Regions from separate parts of the Mus musculus genome. Here region 1 is linked to region 2. A link is a loop called in an ENCODE intact Hi-C map of the cell type or tissue named here. Cell type or tissue: left cerebral cortex. All regions are shown on one strand. Each heading gives the region's core, and the rest is flanking DNA. Links, peaks and the distances in the headings are about the cores only. Region 1 holds the start of Epha6 (Eph receptor A6). Region 2 has its middle 70 kb from the start of Gm24164.

Evidence for each region. Hi-C counts contacts between places; a loop is a spot of excess contacts. Peaks named below come from ENCODE experiments on the same cell type or tissue, not always from the same donor. Only the 100,000 strongest peaks of a DNase experiment are listed, where the experiment ranks them.
Region 1: it touches region 2 in a loop (4-fold over the local background); 3 of 42 quality-filtered maps call a loop at or near these places.

What each region holds. Positions count from the first base shown.
Region 1 is chr16:60,605,311-60,608,221 of GRCm38, forward strand. Epha6 (Eph receptor A6) reads right to left here and starts at 221. Exons shown (of 18, transcript NM_007938.2): 1 at 1-221. Gm9017 (a long non-coding RNA gene) reads left to right here and starts at 1,406. Exons shown (of 3, transcript XR_384917.4): 1 at 1,406-1,520. In left cerebral cortex, for the core only: a CTCF peak has its summit at 1,201; DNase peaks (open chromatin) are centred at 310, 1,162 and 1,686; H3K4me3 peaks cover 1,967 bases; H3K27ac peaks cover 1,897 bases.
Region 2 is chr16:62,499,116-62,502,026 of GRCm38, forward strand. No RefSeq gene overlaps it. Among named protein-coding and RNA genes, the nearest start is that of Gm24164, 70 kb to the right of the region's middle. In left cerebral cortex, for the core only: a CTCF peak has its summit at 1,380; DNase peaks (open chromatin) are centred at 1,426 and 1,950.

The DNA of each region.
Region 1 (2,911 bases), core at 108-2,607, 1.9 Mb before region 2:
GAGCGAGCTCAGGCTCTAGTTTGGGGGAGGGGATGGTGGACGGGGGAGGGTGGCTCTAGGCCGGTACTGGGGATGGGTAGGGACGTTTGGACGGGTAGTGAAGGTGCAGTTCTGGGGACCCAAGTGCTCTCTGCATCCAAGTGGGCACTTACAGACCCCAGAGCAGAGGAGGCACAGCAGATAGTAAGGGTAGTCTGGGCATCCAGAACTTTCATGTGTCTGGTGTCTGGGAAACCCAGCGACTGAGGCTCAGCGGGATCTCAAGTGGTCCCTGGGAGGGGCGGACTGAGCACTCAGCCTCTTGACTGAGTAGCCTGGGCTGAGTGTCGCCTCGTGACCACCGACTCGGCGGCATCTGCGCCGCCCCCCTCGGCCGTAGCAGCTGTTTATTGGGTATCACGGAAGCTACCTTAGTCCCCCAAGCACTTGCGTCCCCCCTCCCCCATGTAACGATGTGCTCTCAGCTCTGGACACCACCTTTCCCTTGGAGACATTTCTGCTACCAGAAAGGGTGAGGGTTGCAGGTCAGCGCTCCTGGCCCCGGGGCACAGCTTGGCGAAGGTAGTGGTCAGCCCTGACGTGTCTGAGTGCTAGCCTCCCAAACTTGGCCACCGAGGTTTGTGGCCACCTCTCCCGTTCTGAGTCCTTGGAAAGCATAGGGAGAGAAGAGGCTACAGAGAGGAGTCACTGAGCGCTGGAAGTCTACTGGTGCCTGGCGCCTTGGCTTCCCCAAGTCTTAGCATTCCGCATAAGGTGGTGACTTCGCCATGGAGGTCATTAGCATCTTCATAGCAGCTTTGGTGCGGGGCTTCCAGGGGCCTGGATAAGTCTGCCTTTCCGCGGTGGCGTCGGGCTAGAAGCTGGGAGCAGCCCAAGGTCTGAGCAGTGCGTGGTCAAGTCCAAGGCAGCCCGCGGGGGCCGGTGCGCTCTCCTTGCTCCGGATGCCCCTTCTCAATACCCTGTCTCCCAGGTCCGGGCTCTCCTAAGCCGGTTCACTGGCTACTTACTTGGTGGGACCCCGCCCTGGGCCGAGGCACGGGACTAGCTGATGGGAAGTGGTGTTGCCACCTGCAGTCTCCAAGCTGTCGCCCTGCTGCCGGCCGAGAGGGGTGCGTGGAGGGCAGGGCCCTAGAGCTCTGCTGAGCTCGGTGGAGCCGAGCGATCTCCCGTCTGACAGCAGCTGTGGCTCGGGTGCAGCCAATTCGGCGCTAGAGGGGGTTAGTAGACAACAAAAATTCCTCCACTGCTCGCAGGTGGAAGAGCAGGCTAAACCTGCGGAAAAAGCTGAAGGATGCTTTCAGGTTAAACTTACAATGTTTGTTAAGGCGCTTATCACTGGCGTTGGATTTTCTGTAGTGTATTTGTTAACATTATTATCGTTTTCTTTATTGAAGAGGAGCAGATTATCAAGCCTGAGTAAGGCTTTTTTTTCTTTTTCTTTTTCTTTCTTCAATAGCACTAGGAAGGGTTTTTGATGACGCTGGAGAAAAGTGAAGCGAATTTCAGAGGATAATTTTCAGGTGGGTGGAGGGTTCAGGTCGGGAATAGTTGTGACAGGAACCTTAAATGTTGTAGGTCTAGGGTCAACGTTTTACCAGGAATGCTGGAAATGAAAGCAGGGTTTCCTCGGATTTCCGCGCTGCTCAGTGCTGTTTGTGGCTCGGATCCTAGTTTAAGGATTTCAGTCCATGCCTTACAGTCAATCAGAAGGAAAGAGAGAGGAGCAAGGAAAGCTCAGAATCCAAAAGAGTAATGAAACGTGCAAGTGGGAACCACAGGGTAATGACACTTTCTGATTGGTGGCTACTCTCACGCTCATTATGAATTCATACACAGCTTGTTTTCAAAGATGTCCATGCCAATTTAAATGCGTGCAAATCACACCTACAAAGATGGAGTTCCTATACTCGTGTTTACAGTAGGGTAATCTGATTTCACTACTCATATTTCCAGTGTTACTGATACTAACTAATGACATAGGTGCTTGTAAATTCAATTTAGTTTACTCACTCAGGTGTAAGGTAAAACTCTACATGAGTGCAGCACCTGGCATTCTGCCTATCTAATGATTTCAGAGTGTATAACGAATATGTTGGTGGACTGATGATAAATCATAATTCTTTTGTACATTTGCTCAGTGGAAAAATGAACATAATATCAGTATCACATTTATAAATGAACATCTAAACTCAAGCTTTCGTGTTTTATTTGAATGGTAAATTTGAAAGAGTTGGTTATAAACAATTGAACTGTAAGAAGCTTTTCTAAAAATCATATTAAATGGGAGTGATTCTAATGAAAAGAAAACGAAGAAAGGAAAAGAAGAAAAACAAAGGTGTGTGTCACTTCCCAAGTCTCAAGCTCAATTGCACAGCAAAATGCAATGTATGAAACAGAAGTTTCAACATAACTCTGACATTTGAGGGAACTGAACTTCTCCTGTATCAGCTGTTTGCCTTGTCTGAATTATTTGTTTAAATACGCCATGGTAGAGCGTCACAGAATATGTATTGTGTATGCAGATGATGACTGTCTTATTAATTTTAGCTTTTTAAGAAAAAAAACTTCAGGATTAAGCACCTGTCATATGTTTAGAAATACTCTGATACTGTCTCTTACTGTTTTTTTTTTTTCAGAGATAAAGACATGGTAGTTTTTGTCATGACCATTGATCATAGACAGTCTTAAGGACATTCTTTTAATAGAAGAGTGAGCCATGACTTGGAGTCTGTCTATTAATTCCAACTTGGTAGTAACATTTTTTAAATAAATCAATTTGTCCATTTCTATCCTCACCAAGTATACATACATGTATTACATTCTAAAGGTTCCTTACCAAGAATATATACATATATACATTCTAAAGGTTCCTTACCAAGTATACATACATGTATACATTCTAAAGTTTTTT
Region 2 (2,911 bases), core at 89-2,588:
AGCTTCCCCCGACCTCTCAGCCAGTCCCAGTTTTGTTCATTGCACAGTTAACACTTCCCTTTCTTGGAAGGTGAATAAATCATCCTTACAAAACTTTGCTATCTGGAGGTTAGGGACATAGCTCAGTCAGTAGAGTGCGTTCTGGGTAAAGATAAGGACCTGAGCTTGACATCCAGCACCTACCTAAAAGAGCAAGGTATGTTGGTCCACACTGGTAACTCCAGGGATGGCAGTGGGAAGACAGAGTCACCTAGAATCTTTGGTCAATCAGCTTAGTTTAAAGGCAAGTTCCAGGGCAGTTAGAGGCTCTATAACAACATAGATAGATAGACATACAGACAGACTGACTTTCTGACAAAAGGTTGACCTCTCTTCTCCAGAGATGTGCATGAGCATTCACATAAGTGAAGCCCCCCCTTACACACACACACACACACACACACAAGTAACTCTTTTTCTTCGTGTAAGTCTTCAACATAAATTGTGAAGGTGGCTTCACAGCTTCAGACCTACATTCCTTCCTCCTGGTTATGTTCTTTCTCAGTAGCATACTGGTCACTGCCTTTGTTCTAGTGCTGGGTATTCTAATCCTGGCTTAAATACATTGCCTCTTCTTTAGAGACCTCTCCCCACACTAAAAAAAGAAAAAAAGAGAGAAATAGAAAAAGAAAGAGAGGGAGGAAGAAAAGAAGGAAGGAAGGAAGGAAAAGGAAGGAAGGAAGGAAGGAAGGAAGGAAGGAAGGAAGGAAGGAAGGAAAAGGAAGGAAGGAAGGAAGGAAGGAAGGAAGGAAGGAAGGAAGGAAGGAAGGAAGGAAGGAAGGAAAACAGATAAATTGATCGATCGATCAATCTATGGGTAGCATATTAATGTCTATGGTCATGTGGGAAAAACAGTACATACTGTACTTTCATTACTCACAAGTATAAAAGAATAGAAATATTAGCATCCCCTGGTTTCAACTAATACAATTCAAAATCATCATCGTGTTTCCCTCTTTTATTTAGCACGAGGCTCCTTTTGTTATGGTTTGATCTCCCAATAGTGACTAATATTCTAATAGAGGAGAATAAATTAATTCAGTCAGTGGCCTTCTGGCGATCTGGGGCTCTTCGATGCTAAGTTTTACTGAATGACATCCCTGTCCTCACCCTGAGTCCCATTCCTACCTCTGCACAAACCACAGGCTCCAGCTCTCTATCAGTACCAGCTCCCAGAAAATATCCTCGCTCCTCCCTCACTATTGTCCAGTTTAAAGTGTGTATCAAAATAAACCCTAAATATTGTAAAAACCTAATAGAAAATTTAATCCATCTCTATTTTTATGAGTTCTGTTAAGCTGCACATTTTGTTTTTAACTGATGGATGCCATCCTGTGGGGAATGTCGGTAATACTGATCTGCTCTGGTGCAATTAGTAGTAAGTAAATGTGCATTTTCCAGTCCACTAGGTGTGGGATGGAACTACAAGAAAGCCAGGACGGGCCCTAGCAGAACCTCCCATTCCCATTAGCAACAGCAAGCTGCATCCATTACGGAAAGAGTGAGAGCAAACTCAGGAAGGAAAGTGGCTTTTGTTCCACGGCTGACTGTGTTTTCTGCTAGCGATAACACCTTGTATCTACAGCGTTCTTCAGAAGAGTCTGCATGACTTTTTTGTTCCTTCAAAAGGCAGGAAGTGAAAAAAAATGCATGGCGTTATAGCTCGGTGGTGTAAGAACTCAATTCTGTTTTATAACTGAGCTCACTGCCCACCTCACCAAATGAATCAACCTGATTAGCTGTCGACTACAAACCGCTGAGATCCCACCACAGCACGGTCACCTTTACACTCAACAGCACAGGAAAATTACAATTTCAGGAGGGGTTGGGGGGTGGGGGAAAAGAAGAAGACATTTAGTCACTTACTTTAAAATAGCAAATCTAGTCATTGTCGTGAGTGTTGCTTAACACAATTTCAAGCCCTCTCAGCCTTGCTGAGCTGATTCTCTTTCCTGTCTTTACATGGGAGAAAGTGAATCATTAAAGCTGGCTGCCTCACCCCAGGCTGCTGCCAGTAAGCTCCCCAAATCCTCCAGAGGTCGGTTATCTCAGAGATGCTACCAGGGGAAGTGATAAGCTGTGAGTGACCCGTTAGGTACCCAGACTTGTGCAACAGTGTTTACCCCAGGAGTAGGTAATCTGTAGATTATGTCTAGATCCTGAGTATGTAGCCTTGCATGGCACTGGAGTGATGTTATTACCACAAATGAGGAGTATTTCCTTATATTTGGCATGTGAATTCTTCCTCCATTTTGTACTCTTAGACAGTGAGTTCTGCAAAGCTGGAAAAGGGTTACACATGGACTCTTTCAGGAAAATGGAAGCTAAAGTGCTCCTCAGACATTTAATAAGCTAGGGCAAGAATCCCAGAAAACACTGTCCATGGTGGCTAGGGACTATCTAACTTTACTGTATATTTAAAAATAAGAGGCTAATGACAACATTTATAAACTCTTCTAGCAAAGGCAAAGATGAATGAGAAAGCTTGCCAAAATTCAGGGCCCCTTCCACATGTAAGGAATCGAGAGAAAATACTGAGGAAAACTGATTAAAAGAGTCAGAAGGAGGCACCATCTACAATATGTATTTCTTTGTTAGCACCTGAGGTACAACAGCATTTTTTTTTCAGTTTGGTGTAGTGAATACCCAGAGTGGAGCATCCTTTGTTAGAGGTGTCATGGGCTAGCTGTCGCATGCATTGTGAGATTTGAGTAGTATCCATAGCTTCTACCACGAGTATCTAGACGGGAGACAATGGTTGAGAATTTACTTGTATTTAGGAGACTCTTTCAACATGAATGAGATATGCAACACATAAATACTTTTCTAAAAATCTGGTTTCAACGTGCAAGGAATTGTTAACCACACCCAC